Regions from separate parts of the Homo sapiens genome. Here region 2 is linked to region 1. Evidence: read pairs that join two places in POLR2A ChIA-PET (ENCODE). Cell type or tissue: PC-9. All regions are shown on one strand. Each heading gives the region's core, and the rest is flanking DNA. Links, peaks and the distances in the headings are about the cores only. Region 1 overlaps PCNX2 (pecanex 2). Region 2 overlaps PCNX2 (pecanex 2).

The links. ChIA-PET counts read pairs that join two places held together with the same protein. Peaks named below come from ENCODE experiments on the same cell type or tissue, not always from the same donor. Only the 100,000 strongest peaks of a DNase experiment are listed, where the experiment ranks them.
Region 2: POLR2A ChIA-PET joins it to region 1 with 6 read pairs; 3 of 35 experiments call an interaction of 5 or more read pairs at or near these places.

Annotation. Positions count from the first base shown.
Region 1 is chr1:233,060,378-233,065,756 of GRCh38, reverse strand. The region is part of intron 23 of PCNX2 (pecanex 2); the gene reads left to right. Among named protein-coding and RNA genes, the nearest start is that of NTPCR, 110 kb to the right of the region's middle. In PC-9, for the core only: no CTCF peak of the experiment used is centred there; no DNase peak of the experiment used is centred there.
Region 2 is chr1:232,986,377-232,991,755 of GRCh38, reverse strand. PCNX2 (pecanex 2) reads left to right here. Exons shown (of 34, transcript NM_014801.4): 33 at 5,216-5,379. Among named protein-coding and RNA genes, the nearest start is that of NTPCR, 38 kb to the right of the region's middle. In PC-9, for the core only: no CTCF peak of the experiment used is centred there; a DNase peak (open chromatin) is centred at 3,055.

The sequences.
Region 1 (5,379 bases), core at 283-5,282:
AATTTTCTGTCTTTTTAGCCTGCGCCTTTCCTGACTTTCAGGCTAGACAGATCAGGGGTTTGTTGATGCTTTTTTTTTTTCTTTTGCTTCTGTAGGTGTTTCTGGGCTACGTGAGGCAAAAATAAAAACAGAGAAACTCACCACAGTGTTTTTCCTTGGATCCCATGATGCCCAGATGCTCTACTTTTTCCTTTTACCTTTCAGAAGGTGTTTTTATAACATGTAAAATCCAGGGTTTTCGTTGTACCAAGTAGAGGAATAAGGAAAAATACACCAACTCCATATTTCCGGAAGAATACAACCAATCTGCATGTATTCATTGTTCTTATTCGTGCTTAGCTTTCTCTACTGCAGTTTCATATGGTATGATGAAAACATAATATGTTGGATACCAGTATTCTGTATAGGGTATTCTTTCATTGCAGGCCTCAAATAGACTTTCAGGAAATAGACTTTTACAATAACATTAGGAGGTAAGAGAATTGCCTCATTATGTCCATATGGCTGCCTGTGAGCACACATGTATGTTTACACAGAATCTTAGAAACTTCACCTTGAGGTAGGCTGAACACAGTGTGGTTGCCGAGTGTATTTTACAGTTTATCTATAGGATAATAGAAGAAACCAGAAAAGCACTGAGGGAATGTAAACAGAGAGAAAAAATGTTGATTCAGACCCTGTCATGATAAGATCCTTGTGGAGAGAGTGGTATAAAACTCAGCAAGCTTTATAAACATAAAATGAAAAAAAAATTTTAGTTTTTTAACTTAATAATTAATTACTTTGAAAAGTTGTATAACTAAGACTAAAATTCACAAAGATCAGTAGAAGACTTCTACACAGCAACAGTGGAGTAATATGTGGTTGTACTCCTATTTTTTCAGTATGGCTAACTTGTATTATCTTTTCTTTATGAAAATCTGGTTTAGAAGTTTTCAGTTCCAGAGATGTAGCAGACTAGATAATCTCAAAACTTTTATACCTGCTAAAAGTATCAAAAAATGATAGATGGTAAAATTCCTCCTAGATACATGTTTGAGCATAATAATAAAGTTGGAAAATTCCCAAGGGCTAGAAAGAAAGAGGGAGCAGAAAACAGCAAAACCCACTATCACTGCCTGGGAAGAATGGGGTGGGTGGTGGGTCGGGGCTGTGAGTCTCAGTAACATAGGGACTGACATTTTAAAATCTATGCCAGGCTAGGTGATGAAGCGTTAGTCCTACAGAAGCAGAAAGTTTCAACTAAGACTTCCACATAAAGCTGTAGCCCTGAAGGTCTTCCCCATCAGTGAAGAAGTGAAACACCCAACACAGAGAAGGAACAAGAAATCTCAACTGGTCAGAGAGAGGGAAGAGTGGGGACAAGTCTCCATTGTGAATGGACAATACTAATCTTTTGTCACATGCGGGCTTGGAGTTCAAAACGATACTACCCATATTTGGAAATTGTCACATTGAGAAGTTAACACAAAAATGGTACTGGTGTGTAAAACCCCTAGAGTTGCTGATGAAGCCAGTGTAAAATTATTCTTAAAGGACATGACATATCTTCAACTAATTCCACAATAAAAACTGACTGGAAAGGAGCTCTCAATCCAGTACTACGCAATACAAAAGAAAAATATTCACTGTGAACAAGAACCAGGAAATAAAATAAATAGCAGATTTCGACTCTCCAAAACTAAAGATAAGTAAAGAAATAATCATATATATATTTAGAATAAAAAGTTGTATAAGAAGAAATAAAACTAAAAGGCCAAGATGTTATGAAAAAAAAGACAAATTGGAACAAATGGCTTATAAAAATAAATGCATATAGTCATTAAAATGTATACTGTAATAGACAAGTTAAATAGTAAATTAAACACAGCTAAACTAGAAAGCAGTCAATCTAAGAAAACTGGCCAGAATGCAGCAGAGAAAGATAAAGAAATGGGAAATATTCCAGGGAGGTTAAGAGACTTAGAGGACAAAATGAAAGATGTCAACTAGAAGTCTAGAAGTTCCTGGAAGAAGGCATAAAACAAATAGGGAGAAGCACAGTTTTAAGAGAAAATAATAGAAAATTTTCAAAATTGATGAAAGACATGAATCCTCAATTTCAGGAATCTAAGTCATGACCATAATAAACTAAAATAAATTCACATTTCTACACAAAATAGTGAGGTTTCACAGCACTAATATCAAAAAAGATCTTTAAAGTATTCAGAAGCAACAGAAAGAATGGATACTAATTAATAACAGTATGTATGACCAATAGAAGAATTCTATACAGCAACAATGGAGTAATATGTAGTTGTACTCCTATTTTTCAGTATGGTTAACTTTTATTAGCTCTCTTTTCTCTCCCCCACTCTCATTCTCTCTCCCTGCCTCTCTTTCTCCTTTACCTTTTTTCCCTTTTTTAAAACAATCATTCTCATCAAATGTGTATATTTTTGTATGTTTGGTATTTATTTAACTACTCATTCTATTTGTTCAATAATTACAGGGCTATTCTTCTTCGTTGTTGTTGTTGTTGAAGACAGAGTCTTGCTCTGTCTCCCAGGCTGGAGTACAGTGGTACAATCTTGGCTCACTGCAGCCTCGCCTCCCAGGTTCAAGAGATTCTCCTGCCTCCACCTTCCGAGTAGCTGGGATTACAAGGGTGTGCCACCACACCCTGCTAATTTTCATATTTTTAGTAGAGACAGGGTTTCACTGTGTTGGCCAGGCTGGTCTTGAAACTCCTGACCTCAAATGATCCACCCACCTCAGCCTCCCAAATTGCTGGGATTACAGGCATGAGCCACCGTGCCCGGCCTCTTCTTTTGTTTTTATTCTGGAGTTACTTTTAGTATGTTACAGCTTTGTAGGGGATTACCTATTTCATTTATGTTTTCAAATTTATTGGCACAAAGTTGTTCATAGTATTGCCTTATTATTTCTGATTCTGTAGAATTGTCTTTATAATTTTATAATCAGACTATAGTGTAATGTGTTTAAAAATCAAAGAAACAATACAATTAGCATAATAACATAAACTATGAAGATGGAATATGACCAAATACATCTGCCTGGACACCCAGCGAAAAGACATACCTTAAATATGGTGACTTGGAACAGCTGAAAATCAAAGAATAAGTGAAAGCATTAGGCAAGTGCAAACAAATTAAAGCTACTGTTGTGGCTTAATATTGAACACAGATGTATTTGGGGCAAAAGCCATTAGGATTAAAAACATTTTATAATGCCAAAGACTAAAATTCACAATGAAAATATAAGCTATGAATATCAATGCATTAAGTCACGTAGCAAAACTTATATGGAAAAAAAGAAATTTTATTTAAAAAATAGAAACACAGTAGTGGTAGAAAATGTGACTCACTTTTCTTAGTTCATGACCCATCAAGTGATCAAAAATTAGATAAGCATATAGAAGAAATAAATAACATAATGTAACTTCAATATATACTACAGAATATATACACACATGCACAAACACATATACATATAGAAAATGAAAAAAACCTTTTCAGGTGCCCATGGGATATGAAGAAACACTGATTATATATTAGGCAATTAAAAAGGAGCTCACTTTCATAGTTCTTACAAACTACAATAGTAGTTCAATTTCTAGTAATGACATGCTAGGTGTTTACAACCAATTTTCCCCAGTGAGGGCAGCTAAAGAAAACTGGGTAAAATACAAAGAAAGGGGCTAGGCGCAGTGGCTCATGCCTGTAATCCCAGCACTTTGGGAGGCCGAGGCAGGTGGATCACCTGAGGTCAGGAGTTTGAGACCAGCCTGGCCAACATGGTGAAACCCCATCTCTACTAAAAATACAAAAATTAGCTGGGCGTAGTGGTGCATGCCTGTGATCCCAGCTACTCGGGAGGCTGAGGCAGGGGAATCGCTTGAACCCAGGAGGCGGAGGTTGCAGTGAGCCAAGATCGCACCACTGCACTCCAGCCTGGGCGACAGAGTAAGACTCTGTCTCAAAAAAAACAAAAACAAATACAAAACAATAACAACAAAAATAAATATAAAGAAAAAAACCAACAAAACTTTCTTTAAACTCAAAGTTGTTGGTTGCTCAAAACCTTCAAAGTACTGAAAATTCAGATCAAAATCCAGTAGAAGGAAAGCACCCAGCACTCATAACCATTTTTATTCAAGACCATCTGCCAAACCTGAAAAAAGAAACAGCCAAACTGAGCTGTTTGTGGTCTTGGAGGGCAAATGTATGAAAAGTCAAAACCCAGGCCCAGTAAGGCTGGAGGTCACCTGAAGGCGCTGATCCGAGGCAGTGCTCACCCTGATGGGTGTACAGCAGTATGTCCTCAGGAAATGTCTCGTGCCAAATCATTCTGAGCTGCGTGGTGACAGCAGAGTGCCATTGACTTTGCAAGAGCTAATACGATTGTTAGTAGCAGCAGCAATTAAGGGCAGAAAAACAAACCTAGCTGTACCTTGTGCATATAATCAATTTTAAAGGAGACAGTACCCCTGTATTTAAACTCTGGCTGCCTTTTCATTGTCCAGATTTCTTTAAGGTTGGTCTGCCTATGAATAGAATTACAGTCTATTTTTAACTCTGTCTTGGATTTGCTATATGAACAGACCCCCACCAAACTTCTCACTCCGGCCAGCAGTATTTCCTCACCAAAAAATAAGACAACTTTTACCATAGACTGTGTGTACTGACAAAGGGGAATTTGAAGCATTATCAATATAGAAAATTACTTTTAAATTATTTAAGTTGTTCAGATGAAACTGAGAGAGAAGGTGCTTGACTTAGAGAGACTGGCCATGGGGTGGAAAGGCCAAGTTTGAAGGGAAGAAGCCAGCTCTGCTCTCTGCATTTTGTATTAACATAAAAGAGGGGTGCTTCTCAGTAAGTCCGCTTCTCTGGAGAGTCCTGTTATACGACTCTTGTTCTGTAGTGCTCAGGACAGCATTAGCCAGCAATGCACAGTGACTTTGTCAGGCAAGTGCTAGGAAGACCATGCATGCAGACGCATGCCTAATGTGTACCAGGATTGCATGTTCCCACTGAGATTGGGGAGTGAGCTATAAGCCCTGTTTCCTCTTTGAGCTACAGAGCTGATGTTCATTTGATTGGACAGTTAAGGCAGAAATCCAATTACTGAGCTAATTAGCACCTTTGAGGGGTAAGCACCAAATTTACAGGAGGAAAGCACTGGAGAAAACTCAAATTACCCAGTGTGGCTGACAGTCCACCCTCTTAGAGAATGTGTGGAGAGCCAGAGGTCCTGGGGGTACACAGGCAGCTTAACTTAGTTATTGCTCATCAGAATTTAGACTGTGTTCTATAGGCTTCTGAAAAGATAGCTTTCCAGTGAACATAGTTTTAGAAGGTGTTTTAGTTCCCTAAG
Region 2 (5,379 bases), core at 380-5,379, 74 kb after region 1:
GCTTGTGGTGGTTCACCGGCCATCTTAGGCATCCCCCGGCCTCGAGAAGCACCACTGAGCTCTGGCTTGGTCTTCACATCATGTTCTCCCTGTACTTCTCTGTGTCCACACGTCCCCTTTTTATAAGGACACTGGTCATCATGGACTCAGGGCCCATCCTACTCCAGTATGACCTCATCTTAACTAATGACATTTGCAACGACCCTGTGTCAAAGTAAGGCCCCACCCTGAGGTCCTGGGGGTTAGGGCTTCAACAGAGGAGTCTGGGGAGGGAACATGATTCAGCCCGGAACACCCACGCGCATCCCATGAGCACCCCTCCCCCGCAGGCCCCCATCTGGTCTGCTCTCTCTCTCACGCCTTCTCTCCCTTCTCTCAGCCCTCTCTTATGAGCCCACATCCCCAGCACACGGTCTCTTGCTGTCCCTCAACAGTGTCAAGCATTCTCCTTTCCAGGGCCCCCTCAGCTGCTGCCTCCTCTGTCCCCAGTGTCCCTCTCCCAGGCTTGCAGCTCCTTCGCTTACTCACACAGCCTCCCATCAAATCCCAGCTTATCCAAGAGACCCTGGCCAGCCTTCCATACAGCACTGCTGTCCCCCTGCCCCACTTTCTCCTCCCCTCCAATCCCTGCCTGATGCATGTGCCTTGTCTGTGGTCAGAATTTCCCATGAGCTGCTCACTGCCCGGCACCTAGGACAGTGCAGCCCACGGTGGACGCTCAGGTGGGCAGCCCTAACTTCTGCAGAGCCTGTGACAGGAGCACATGTGAAGACCACACCACCCTCTTCCCCACTCTCCCCACATCCTGCCAGGTGAGGGGCTGCCTGCATGCACTGGAGCCTCCCCATTCACATGCCCGTCTGGGGGTGCACGTGCCTGCAAGTAGGCCCAAGGTCCGCCCTGGGAGACGACCCTGGGGAAGAGGCCTGTGCAGGCCCCAGTTTGGGGCAGGGAGTTCTGGAGTCCTGGGAACCCAGCACACGGCCAAGCAGGAGTGGGTGGGAGCTGGTTGACGTGCTCCTGTCTCCACAGCTTCCTGGCCCTGTGGGGACAGAGACGGCTGCAGGGGCCACCAAGGGAAACCTCTGAGGTGCTGGGCTGGGTGGTAAGCATGATCTGGGCTCAGCAGACAAAGGTTGGACGAATGAGTGGATGGTTACCCCTCCTGGCCTCAGCCACTTACACTACAGCTTCCCTAGAGGGCGAGGGTGCAAAGCCCTTGGGTCTCAGAGTTGCAGCTGTAGGCAGGTTCTGTCACAGCCAAGAGCAGTGGAGCCAAGAGCTGCCGATCTTGTTGGCTCTCCTGAAATGTACCATCATGACCTTGGTGCCCCAATCCCCCGGCCAGAATCCCTCCAAGATGTGATTCAACTATCCAGAAGGCTCTCTAGCACTGACTGCGACCGGGAGCACAGAGCTTTCATTCCCCTCAAGACACTGCACCTGAGACCCAGTGTGCAGGTAGCCCAGGTTCCAAGGAGAGCAAGCCCAAGAAGGAGGCTACCACAACGGGAGGGGCGGCTCTGCCTGGCCCTGCCCGGGACACTTTGCGGAAACCACCTACCTGCCATTCCCAGCAGGCCATCATTCCCTTCAGGGATGTGAGGATAACTGGATTTGATTTCAGTCTCTGGCCTCCTTCTCACCCTCCTTCTAGTTAAGTAAAACAACCATGCCCGTCCGAGTTGAGACACACAGCTCCCAGAAAGGAAGCCAGAGACCTGCTTGGCCAGTGCAGGGGCGTTAGAGGCCAGTCTCCAGCTATGGGGAGAACATTCCCTGATCCCAGATCTTTGGACTTGACCCTGGAAGTATGGAGGAATCACCTTCCTATTTTCCTAACCTTTAGCTTGCCCTCCAGTCTGCAGTGGCAGCCCCTTGGGCCCATCTACAGGCGCTTGCCTATGGGTCTCAGCCTCTAGTCAAGATATTGATTAATTTTTTGAAATGCTTCTAATGGCCAAGTTTAAGAAACACTGTACCCACCCCGAACTTTCTGAAGCTCACTGGATTTCTAATCAGCGTTTTGGCATCTGGTCAGTTTTGCAGGTTTGTCCTGTGTATCCTTTACTTACATGTTAGTGTACTGGGTGCTGAGCTCATAGAAGTGATACAGGGGTCCTTTGCTGCAGAAAGGGCACATAGTGGAGAGGACCGTGCATCAGACAGTGACAACACAGTGTGCTGAGTGCCATTGGAGAGGTGGTTGGGGGCCTCTCAGAGTGGAGGACCTGCCTCTCTGGGAAGGGCATGACAGAGACCCTTAGCCAAGTAGCAAAGAGTGAGCAGTTTTTTTTTTTTTGAGACGGAGTCTCACTCTTTCACCCAGGCCGGACGGCAGTGGCGCTATCTCGGCTCACTGCAAGCTCCGCCTCCTGGGTTCACGCCATTCTCCTGCCTCAGCCTCCTGAGTAGCTGGGACTACAGGTGCCCGCCACCACGCCTGGCTAATTCTTTGTATTTTTAGTAGAGATGGGGTTTCACCGTGTTAGCCAGGATGGTCTCGATCTCCTGACCTCGTGATCTGCCTGCCTCGGCCTCCCAAAGTGCTGGGATTACAGGCGTGAGCCACCGTGCCCGGCCGAGTGAGCAGTTTTGAAGGGCGAATTTGAAACAAATTCTAACAAGGGTCTTGTTTTACTCACCAAGTCACCAAGACTCAACTCACATAACTGGGGACCCAACTGCCCCCACCCTTCGTTGGTCCTTGCCTCAATTCTGGTCAGGTATCCCAATCCTGAGCCCTTGCTAGAGGCTGAGCGGACTGGGGTCCCTCCTGCCTGAGACCTCACAGACAGAACTCCTCTCCCCAGGCCAGCCACGCTGTGCATCTGCTGCTGCTGGTGCACACAGCACTTTGCACCCAGCTGCCAGGCGCTCACTACGCCAGCCTCATCTAGGTCCTGACAACCTGCAAACGTCTTGCTGGGGTAAAAAGCATATGTCACAGCTGGAAGGGGAGTTGGCCTAGCAGTGGAGGCTGGTGACCTACTTACTGGTGAGCAGTTAGGAATTCATAACTAATCCGAATCCCAGATTGGAGAGGGAGGCTGTGTTCTCATATTACTAAGGAGCTACACCACGATTGTTCAGATAACATCAAAGACAAAGGAATTAAGTGCCACGATAATAAACCAAGGAGGGTGATTTATATGTAAGGTATTTCCATTCAGGTTCTAAAAAGGTTTTCCCTAGAAACATTCATAACTTGGTAATAGAGTTATTTGCAAAATAAGTTAAATTGTAAAATAATGATCTTGAGTAGCACAAATGCATTTAGCATGGTTTGCTTCCTTAGTGCTGTTCCATTTGCAAAATTAATTAAAAAAAAAAAAGAGCAATGAGAAAACCTGAAGCAATGAAATCGGGTGGCGGGGGAGTCCTTGTCTTGCACAGACTACAGCAGGCCACTTCCCTTTGACACACAGTGGGTTATTTGTCCCCTTGTTCCTGGAATTCTCTAGGAAGTTCCCCACCAAGTATGGGTGGTCTTCTATTGAGCATCACAATCACTGACTTGTGGATAAATGTGGAGTATTTTTGGACAGTGATCAGCTTTACGATAGAAATCACAAACACACGTCCGGCCTTGCCAGACACTGAATAAACTAACAAATCGCCCTCCTTATTTTTCATTCTGATTCATCAGGGTCCCTTTCCTCCTCTCCTTTTTCTCTGTAAGAGGAATATATTCAACTACTCAGCCGGGACCTTTCAGGCCGGCCCGAATGCACCCCTCCTGCAGCAGAGGCGGGTGGGCCCCATGCGAGGGGCTGAGCACACTCATCCCAGGGAGGGCAGCCCCGTCCTGCGGAAGCCCCCAGCACTGTGGGGCGAGCGCTCCTTACTGTCAACACACGGGCAGGAGAAAGTGAGATGGGAGCACCAGTGCCCTCTGCAAATGGGCACTCGACCATCACAGCATCCAAACTGGCACTGTGGTCAACAGGAGGCAGAAAGGCCCCTTCAGCCTAGGCCACGGTGGGGTGGGGTGGGGCTGGAAGGAACCCTGGAATCCCCTTCGTAATGTGTATCCCTAAGGAATTGCCTCTCACATGATGTGTCAGTTCTTGGGTTCTCCTGGAGGCAGCCACGCCCGCTTCACAATCACCAGATGCATAATGAATAATGGGCATTTGGGGTGAGGTGGAACACAAGGCAATGCATAGGACGTCCTTTCTGATACTCATGCCTCCGCCCCCTTGTTTGTCTTTATTTAATGCCTAATTGTAGCAGCTGCAGGGATATGCCCATGATGCCGTTCATAGAACCATGATGTCACTAGCTGCTCCCATCAAAATGATATTTTGCAATTAGCCCCTAGTGATCATGGATGCTCAAGTTAAGCAACCCGGTGTTCTAGCCAGCACCCATTTCCTCAGACTGCTTAGACTGCAAAGCTGAACCACAGGCTGCACAGGGCCATCACGCACAGAAGACCCCATGAAGTTATCCTGCTTCCAGCAGCATGGACACAACCACATCTTTGGGGGTAGTCCAGTCCCTTTTGTCAAAAATGGCCTTGTCTAGACAAGTTTCAGCAAAGGCTGGGGTGGCAGGGCCCCTGAGGGGCGAGGCAGTGGGCAAAGGGGCTGGCTGAGAAGAGCATGGGAAGCAAGGCCCAGGCCTGGCCAGTAGTTGCGGGCCTGTAAGGGAAAGCTATTCTGGAAAAGAGGCGAGGGCATGGGCTTTCAGCTCTCCTCCCCTTTCTTCTTTTTTCATGGCAAATAAAAATGACAGAACCCTGCACGTTTTCCTTTATCACTGCTGATCGGATGAGCATGGGAACCAAGGTCCTGAGCCAGGATCATATTTGGGTTTACTTTATGAGCCCAAGTTCTGCTGCTGGCATTGTCCTGGTTCGCCTGAAGTAAGCAGCTTCCAGGCATGTGGGACTTTTCAGTGCTAGAACCAGGAATGTCCTGGCAAACTGAGCAGATCTGTCACCCTGGCTGCAGCTTCTCACACTGTACCCCCAACCCCAGCCCCCACCCTTGGGTGCCCTTCAGTCGGCCCTTTGGTTCTCAGGACCTGGACTTGGCGGGAGGGAGTGGGTGAGGCAGTGGTCAGGCTTCCAGCTCTTGTCCCAGCCTTGCAGGTGGTGCACTGAGGAGGGGTCCTTGGGCCCAGGCAGAGCAGGCCACCTGCTGCACCACACAGGTATCGATGTTCATGACCCACCCGCTACAACTCTGTGTTCTGCTTTCTTTTAAAGGCAGGAGGAAAGGCAGGAGCCAGTCCGTGCAGGCACACTCAGCGCTAAGCCAAAGGCCGCCCATGCTGAGCTCATCTGGCCCCATCTTAGAGAGCCGCCAAACATTCCTCCAGACGTCCACCTCAGTGCACGAGCTGGCCCAGAGGCTCTCGGGCAGCCGGCTC